Regions from separate parts of the Homo sapiens genome. Here region 1 is linked to region 2. Evidence: chromatin contacts called from ENCODE Hi-C or POLR2A ChIA-PET data. All regions are on one chromosome and are shown on one strand. Each heading gives the region's core, a stretch centred on a gene start or an enhancer-like site at or near the end of the contact. The rest is flanking DNA. Distances are from core to core; before and after follow the strand shown. Region 1 holds the start of GPR158 (G protein-coupled receptor 158). Region 2 holds the start of LINC01516 (long intergenic non-protein coding RNA 1516).

Evidence for each region. A loop is a pair of places that touch in the nucleus more often than their neighbours do. ChIA-PET counts read pairs that join two places held with the same protein, here RNA polymerase II (POLR2A). Pooled maps may share reads with other maps.
Region 1: a loop to region 2 is called in a map of mammary epithelial cell, with 3 times the contacts of the local background. The contact joins the promoter of GPR158 here to the promoter of LINC01516 in region 2. A Hi-C loop is called at or near these places in 6 of 168 maps with a recorded cell type or tissue (Caco-2, K562, chondrocyte and 3 more) and 3 of 50 pooled maps. POLR2A ChIA-PET finds 5 or more read pairs at or near these places in 1 of 52 experiments (HEK293T).

What each region holds. Positions count from the first base shown.
Region 1 is chr10:25,172,684-25,176,262 of GRCh38, forward strand. GPR158 (G protein-coupled receptor 158) reads left to right here and starts at 2,318. Exons shown (of 11, transcript NM_020752.3): 1 at 2,318-3,579. The coding sequence starts at 2,738. It overlaps GPR158-AS1 (GPR158 antisense RNA 1), which reads right to left. Exons shown (of 2, transcript NR_027333.2): 1 at 2,993-3,579.
Region 2 is chr10:25,111,362-25,114,738 of GRCh38, forward strand. LINC01516 (long intergenic non-protein coding RNA 1516) reads left to right here and starts at 1,697. Exons shown (of 8, transcript NR_120649.1): 1 at 1,697-2,325. RefSeq lists a silencer at 2,014-2,063.

The DNA.
Region 1 (3,579 bases), core at 1,068-3,567, 62 kb after region 2:
CCATTGAAGGGAATACTATAATTGCAAGAGTCTCTCATATTCTGCATCTTTCTCATTAGATATGCACTTGGGAAAGGATTGGTGCCCTGGGAGACTAGCTCAGGTGCCTCCCCCGTACAACCTCAATGTGAAATCCCGAGGCCCACACACAGTTTGTGTCCCAAGACACAGAAATTTTAAATGTCTTGCCAGTGGTCATATATCTTCCTTTAAAATAAAGCTAGAACCAGAATCCAGGTCTTTTGATTGTGCTTAGTTCATTTGATTACTTACAGAAGGATCTACGAATACAATTATGTCTTCTTTTAAGTTAGATACTAGAGGATTTTAAAGAATTGTTAATAAGTTATATAGGTTTTCTAAAAGGATCAATGAATGAGGAAATTATACTTCGGACTTTAGATGGTTAAGTAAATGGAATACCATAGTTTATACTTTGATACATTAAATAAGCAGAAACTCTTTCTGTTATTATTGCCACCCATACTGTGGCAGAGCACTAAACCGGGATGACCTTTACTTAGCATAGGAGCATACATTGCAAAGAAAAATTTAAACAAAAAGTCGGAAATGAACATGAAATCTACTTGTAAGTAAATATAAATCTAATAACCACTCTTTGCATAACTATAAAAACTCATTTGGAGACCAACCACTGCGGTTTGAAAAACTGGTTGCTGTGTCTTCTTCCAAAAACCCTCATCACTGGTGTGTCAGGCAGACTTCTCTTCTTGGGTGAGGAGATTGATTTTTAAGTTAGCTTCATCATCATGATCTTCCCATTCATTCACTAATTTAGCAACTATTTAGCCAGAGCCTACTATGTGCCAGGTAGTGTTCTGGGTGCTCAAGGTACCTCAGTGACCAATGCAGACAAAGATTTTTGCTCTTTTGGAGCTTACATTCCAGTCCTTAAGTATTTTCTCAATAGGAAGGATGACATGAAATAGTACAGTGAATCTAAGCAGTGCCTGCTTAGAATGCCATGAGGGACATTTTTGTTAGTTGGGAATTAAAGTAAGTTGGATATTTTCTATTTGTGTCTTTCTTGGGGAATTTGAAAATAGAGGTGCATATGGAAAGTGGAGCTAGCTGTGCAAAACACTACTTTTCTGGTACCAGTCTACTTTTGGAGTGTCAGAAGACACTTAAATTCTCTAATAAGCGTCAAAACATCAATTAGATTGTGTTAAGAAATTTACCAATAATTTGGGGGACTTGGCATACTTGCTCAGTTCTTCTTTCTTCTGCTGGGATATCCCAACCTTTAGCTAAATAGAAGTCTTAGTTCTTATCTCTCAATTCCAGGAACTCCCAGTCAGGATGATTTCCCTTCTCACTCAACACAGGCTCCTTCTCATTCTCCCAGAGCTCATGAGTCCTCCCCCTTGCTCTCTCCCTTACACATCTTTACTTGCATACATTTTTACACGTTCCCCTCCATTCTGGCCCCCAAGCAGAGATTCCTTAAATATGACTTTTTTTTCTCTCCTTAAAGCACAGCTGGTAGATTTCTCCATTACTCCCTCAGCTAAGATGAGCCTAGACAAGTATGTTTTAATCATTTCTTTAACTGACAACAAGAAAGATGATTTGATAATTTGCCTAAAATGAGCAGATGCTCAGGAGGACACGTCTCCATCCTATGTCCCTTCTGTCTAATTTCACCTAGAAATGAAAACTACTCCCTTCTCCCTCTTTTCCAGGCAAAAGGCTGATTTAACTAAGCATGCAAGACGCCAACACCCTCCCCCTCAGTACGTCCAAGTTTCCTTCGCTCTGAGCCACCGAATCTCTGCTTCTCCCCCCTCTGCCGCCCACCCTACGCCACCCACGCAGGTTTCCGAGTCATCCGGAACGCGAGTGGGTGCGAGGACTCGGCAGGCTGCCTCCCGCGCCCCCGCCGCCCGCGGGCCGCCTCGGGTTCAGCACTGGACAGCTCCCTCCCCGGCCCCACAAATGGCAGTCGGCTGATTGACAGAGGAGCCGACCAAACAGGGAACAAGACGACTTGCAGCCGCCCTACAAGGGTTTGGTTGCGGCCAAGCTGCCTCTTTAAACTGGCTTTCCTCCCCCGAGGAGGGAGCAGGGAGAGAGGGTGGAGTGTGGTTTGCGGCCAAACCTAAAGGCTGCAATTAACCAGCCGCCCGGCCTTCGCTACTCCGGACAGACGAACGTCTTAAAGGACGTCTTCGCTCCTCGGGAGTCGCGGCTGCGCTCGCGGTGCGGGTCTGGGCGCGCGCCCCGCGCCTCCGGGCGAAGCGGTCGAGGAGGAGCCAGTGCCGGGAGGCGGGAACGACCTGCGGCGGGTGAGACTATGGAGCAGCGTCTTCGGCGGCCGCGGCGGCAGCAGCAGCAGCAGCTTCTGAACGCGCCTCAATGAGAGCGGCGGTGGCGGCAGCCGGGCCGAGAGACGGACTCGGGCTGACTCCAGCCGCTGGGAGCGCGAGGCCATGTAACCCGCTCGGCTCCAGGCTGCGAGGTGCGTAATCCCCAGCCGGCCCCTCGCGCAGCGGGCACGGCCAGCGCTGCCACAGGTGACTTGATTTCTGCGACGGTAGCTTAGCCACCCGGGGCCAATCTCGAAACATTCTTATTTTCAAGTCCTTTGGACTGGGTGCCATCTGGAGAAGGGGGAAGACTCCTCGAAAAAGTCTGACTGTTGAGAAACTGACGATCCAAATTTAAAAAGTGATTCCCCCCCCTCCCGTTCCCTCCTCTTCTCTCTGGGAGGCAGATGGGAGCCATGGCTTACCCCTTACTCCTCTGCCTCCTGCTTGCTCAGCTGGGATTGGGAGCTGTTGGCGCCAGCCGCGACCCCCAAGGACGGCCGGATTCCCCTCGAGAGAGGACCCCGAAGGGGAAGCCGCACGCCCAGCAGCCGGGTCGAGCCTCTGCCTCGGACTCCTCGGCTCCCTGGAGCCGCTCCACCGATGGCACCATCTTGGCGCAGAAACTCGCCGAGGAGGTGCCCATGGACGTGGCCTCTTACCTCTACACCGGGGACTCCCACCAGCTGAAGCGAGCCAACTGCTCCGGCCGCTACGAGTTGGCGGGCCTGCCGGGGAAGTGGCCAGCCCTGGCCAGCGCGCACCCCTCCTTGCACCGGGCGCTGGACACACTGACACACGCCACCAACTTCCTCAACGTGATGCTGCAGAGCAATAAGTCGCGGGAGCAGAACTTGCAGGACGACCTGGATTGGTACCAGGCGCTGGTGTGGAGCCTTCTGGAGGGCGAGCCCAGCATCTCCCGGGCGGCCATCACCTTCAGCACCGATTCGCTGTCCGCACCGGCCCCACAGGTCTTCCTCCAGGCCACGCGCGAGGAGAGCCGCATCCTGCTCCAAGACCTGTCCTCCTCCGCACCCCACCTGGCCAACGCCACTCTGGAGACCGAGTGGTTCCACGGCCTCCGGCGCAAGTGGAGGCCCCACTTACACCGCCGCGGCCCCAATCAGGGGCCCCGGGGCCTGGGCCACAGCTGGCGGCGCAAGGACGGGCTCGGCGGGGACAAGAGCCACTTCAAGTGGTCTCCGCCTTATCTGGAGTGCGAGAACGGGAGTTACAAGCCCGGGTG
Region 2 (3,377 bases), core at 447-2,946:
GCACCTGTAATCCTGGCTACTCGGGAGGCAGAGGCAAGAGAATGGCTTGAACCCAGGAGGCAGAGGTTGCAGTGAGCCCAGATTGCCCCACTGCTCTTCAGCCTAGGTGATAGAGCGAGACTCCGTCTCAATAAAATTAAAATAAAATTCAAAACTATTACTCCACATCAGGAATTTTATCAGTTATTGTAAAAGAGGGCAGACGAGTGGATTTTCTGGCTCTCTCATGTCACTTCCCTATTTGAGAGCCTTTGCTCATGGGCTTCTAGTCCAACAGTGCAGCCCAGCCTGAAAGGGCTGATCTGACTCCTCCTCTCCTCTCAATCCCATCTCATCCTGCTTCTCTCTCTCTTTCTCTCTTTTTTCTTTTTTTTTTTTTTTTTGAAACAAGGACTTTCTCTGTCCCTCAGGCTGGAGTACAGTGGCACAATCATAGCTTACTGTAGCCTCGAACTCCCAGCCTCAAGCAATCCTCCCACCTCACCCTCCAAGCAGCTGGGACTACAAATGTGAGCCAACATGACCAGCTAATTAAAAAAAAATATTTTGGAGACGGGGATCTCGCTACATTGGCCAGGTTAGTCTTGAACTCCTGGGCTTCAGCGATCCTCCTGCCTTAGCCTCCCAAAGTGCTGGGATTCTAGGCGTGAGTCACTGTACACAGCTCATCCTGTTTCTCACTGCAACCAACACTCACCGTGCTTGCAGAGCATCCCTTGCTGCCTCCCACATCTTTGCCTTTGTTCACAATATTTCTTCTGTTCACCCTTCTCTTCCCCTTTCTATCCATGGATTTCCTGACTCTTCCTTCCCCTCTTGGCCTCCCTATTTTATCCACCACACAATACCCTCTTCAGATTTCTGTCTGAGGACTGATAACACTTCCTCACAGATATTTGTTTAGATCATGAGCTTACCCTGTGACTCTCTGAACTCCTATGATGGATTGCGTGAACTCCTCAGTGCTGGGCCCGTTTGACACAGTCTTTTGGAAAGACACTTAACAACTTCCTGCCTTAGTTTCTTCATCTGTGAAATGGGGATAACAAAAGGATTGTGGAGGAGATAAAGGAAGTGATATGTCTAATAATGCATAATAATAATAAACATAATAATTACTGATATCCATGACATATAACAACAACTTTCCTAATAACTAACACAACATTCACAATGTATCAGGTTCTACTCCAGGGGTTTTACAAATTTAACTCATTTAGTCCTCTGGGTAAGCCTATCAGGTAATTTCTCTTATTACCCCTGTTTACAGATTAGAAACCTGAGGCACAGAGAAGTTAAGGAGTTTTCCCAAGGTCACACAGCTTGTAAGTGATAAAGATGAGGGTTGATTCTGAGTAGTCTGGGCGCCAGAGCCTATGCTCTTAGTCACCAAGCAACACTCCTTCAAATGATCGGTGTTTGTTAATTACCATTAAGTATAAATTGTCTAAAATCTACGATCAAGCTAAGCCTGGAAATTAAAGACCAATGAGCCAATCCACATGGAATACCACTCAGGGGCTGCCTTAAAGATATGAGCCAGCCCTGAGGGTTTCCCTCCTGTCCCCTTACTGACAGGTGGACCAAAAGAAAGGGAAAGAAAACCACATTCCATCTTCACAGAGGTTCCAGTTAGTTCCTAGGCAAACAAGAAATCAAAAGCATCCACAGATGTTGTGTCTACCACCCTGATGCAGAAAGAGCTTAAGGAGAAGCTCTGACAAGGGATAGACAGTTTACTTATGGAAACAAGCAGAAAATTAAATCTGGTCTCTGCCCAGCAAGCATCTCACCTCCCACCATAGCGTCTGGCAGAGAAGTGAGCCAAGGTGGCCCCTGGCGCAGCAAATGTTTGGCACATCCATTTGCACAGGAGGGGGAAGAAGGCGCATTCTCAAACACCCTTCCCATCACCTTTCAGGATCTTAGGTGCCTTCTCTACAGCCATGGCACAAACCTTTACCACTAGGGGGCGGCTAGACATTTCGATTGGCTACCAGGCAAGCGGCCAGCTCAGGACAGGAGCAGTGCTCTGTGAAAGAATGGATTCCTGGTTTGTTCTAAGTACAAACAAGGGGGAAATGCTTCTGCAGGGTTAAATGAGGTTGACACGCTCCCCGCGGCTGACCAGACAGTCCCTCCTAACTCTTACCCACCCTGGGCAGCTCTCTCAGCGCGGTGTGGGGCGGGAGTGGGAGCTGATGGGGGGTGCTCTCTATTCAGACTCTACTTGTTCTAGACTGAGTCACTGGTGGGGGCAGCGGTGTTTGAAAGTGGGCATCACTCTTGGGCTCCCACATTGACTGTAGTTTTACGGAATGTTTGGTGAGTAACTAGTTTTCTAACTTTTCTTTATTTCTCTCATATATTTGTCCATGTTCTTTCCTATGTCATCAAAGAGGATGCCAGGAAAACCCAAAGAAAGGCCCTAGGAGGAAACCAGTATGAGTGCCAAGATGAGCCAGAACCAGGGTGGGGCTGAGAGGCGCCCAGGCAGCTGCTTTCATTGTGCACCTTCCCCTAGTCCCAGCCCCAAATCACCATGGTGACAGATACCCAGCAGCATTGAGAAACAGAGAGCTTTTTGTTTTCTGCCATGCTTTTAACTCCTCACTCCACTTGTCTCCACCTCCACCCTCTTCAGCCTATACAACTTCTTGCTCATTCCTGTGAAGGTATTGGCTGATAAGAAACAATAAGGACTTCCTAAATAGAGGACTTTGGTATAAAAGTAGCTAACATTTATTAAGCGCTTACTATGTGTCAGACACTCTCCTCAATGCTTTGCAGTATTGGCTCACTTAATTCTCTCAACAATGTGGCAAAGAAGGTATTTATTTTACAGATAAGGTAACTGAGGCACAGAGAGGTTATGTAACTTGCCCAAGGTCACACAGTAGATGGGGGAGTCACAATTTGAATCTAGGGAGTTCTTACTCTTAGGCTCACACGTTGCTTGAGATACCAGAGAACATTCAGACATGTGAAACACTGGACTGTGGGCTACCAGGGGGCAGAAAGGGATTGTGATTTGGTGTTCTTAGTTGGCAACCCCCACAATCACAAACGATGTCTATGTGGCAGGCTGGCTGGGGCTGAGAGCTACTGCCTTTGGGTTACATTTGAGCAGATTGCTGTTCTTCTCCTGAATACCTGGTTTGGCATCCTTAGGGTTGGTTTATTATGACCCTAAAGACTGGATTTACTTTGTTTTCTTTTTGTTTTTTTTGAGGTGGAGTCTCACTTTGTCACCCAGGCTGGAGTGCAGCAGCACAATCTTGGCTCACTGCAACCTCCGCCTCCTGGGTTCCAGTGATTCTGCTGCCTCAGCCTCCCAAGTAGCTGGGATGACAGGCGCCCGGCACCACACCCAGCTA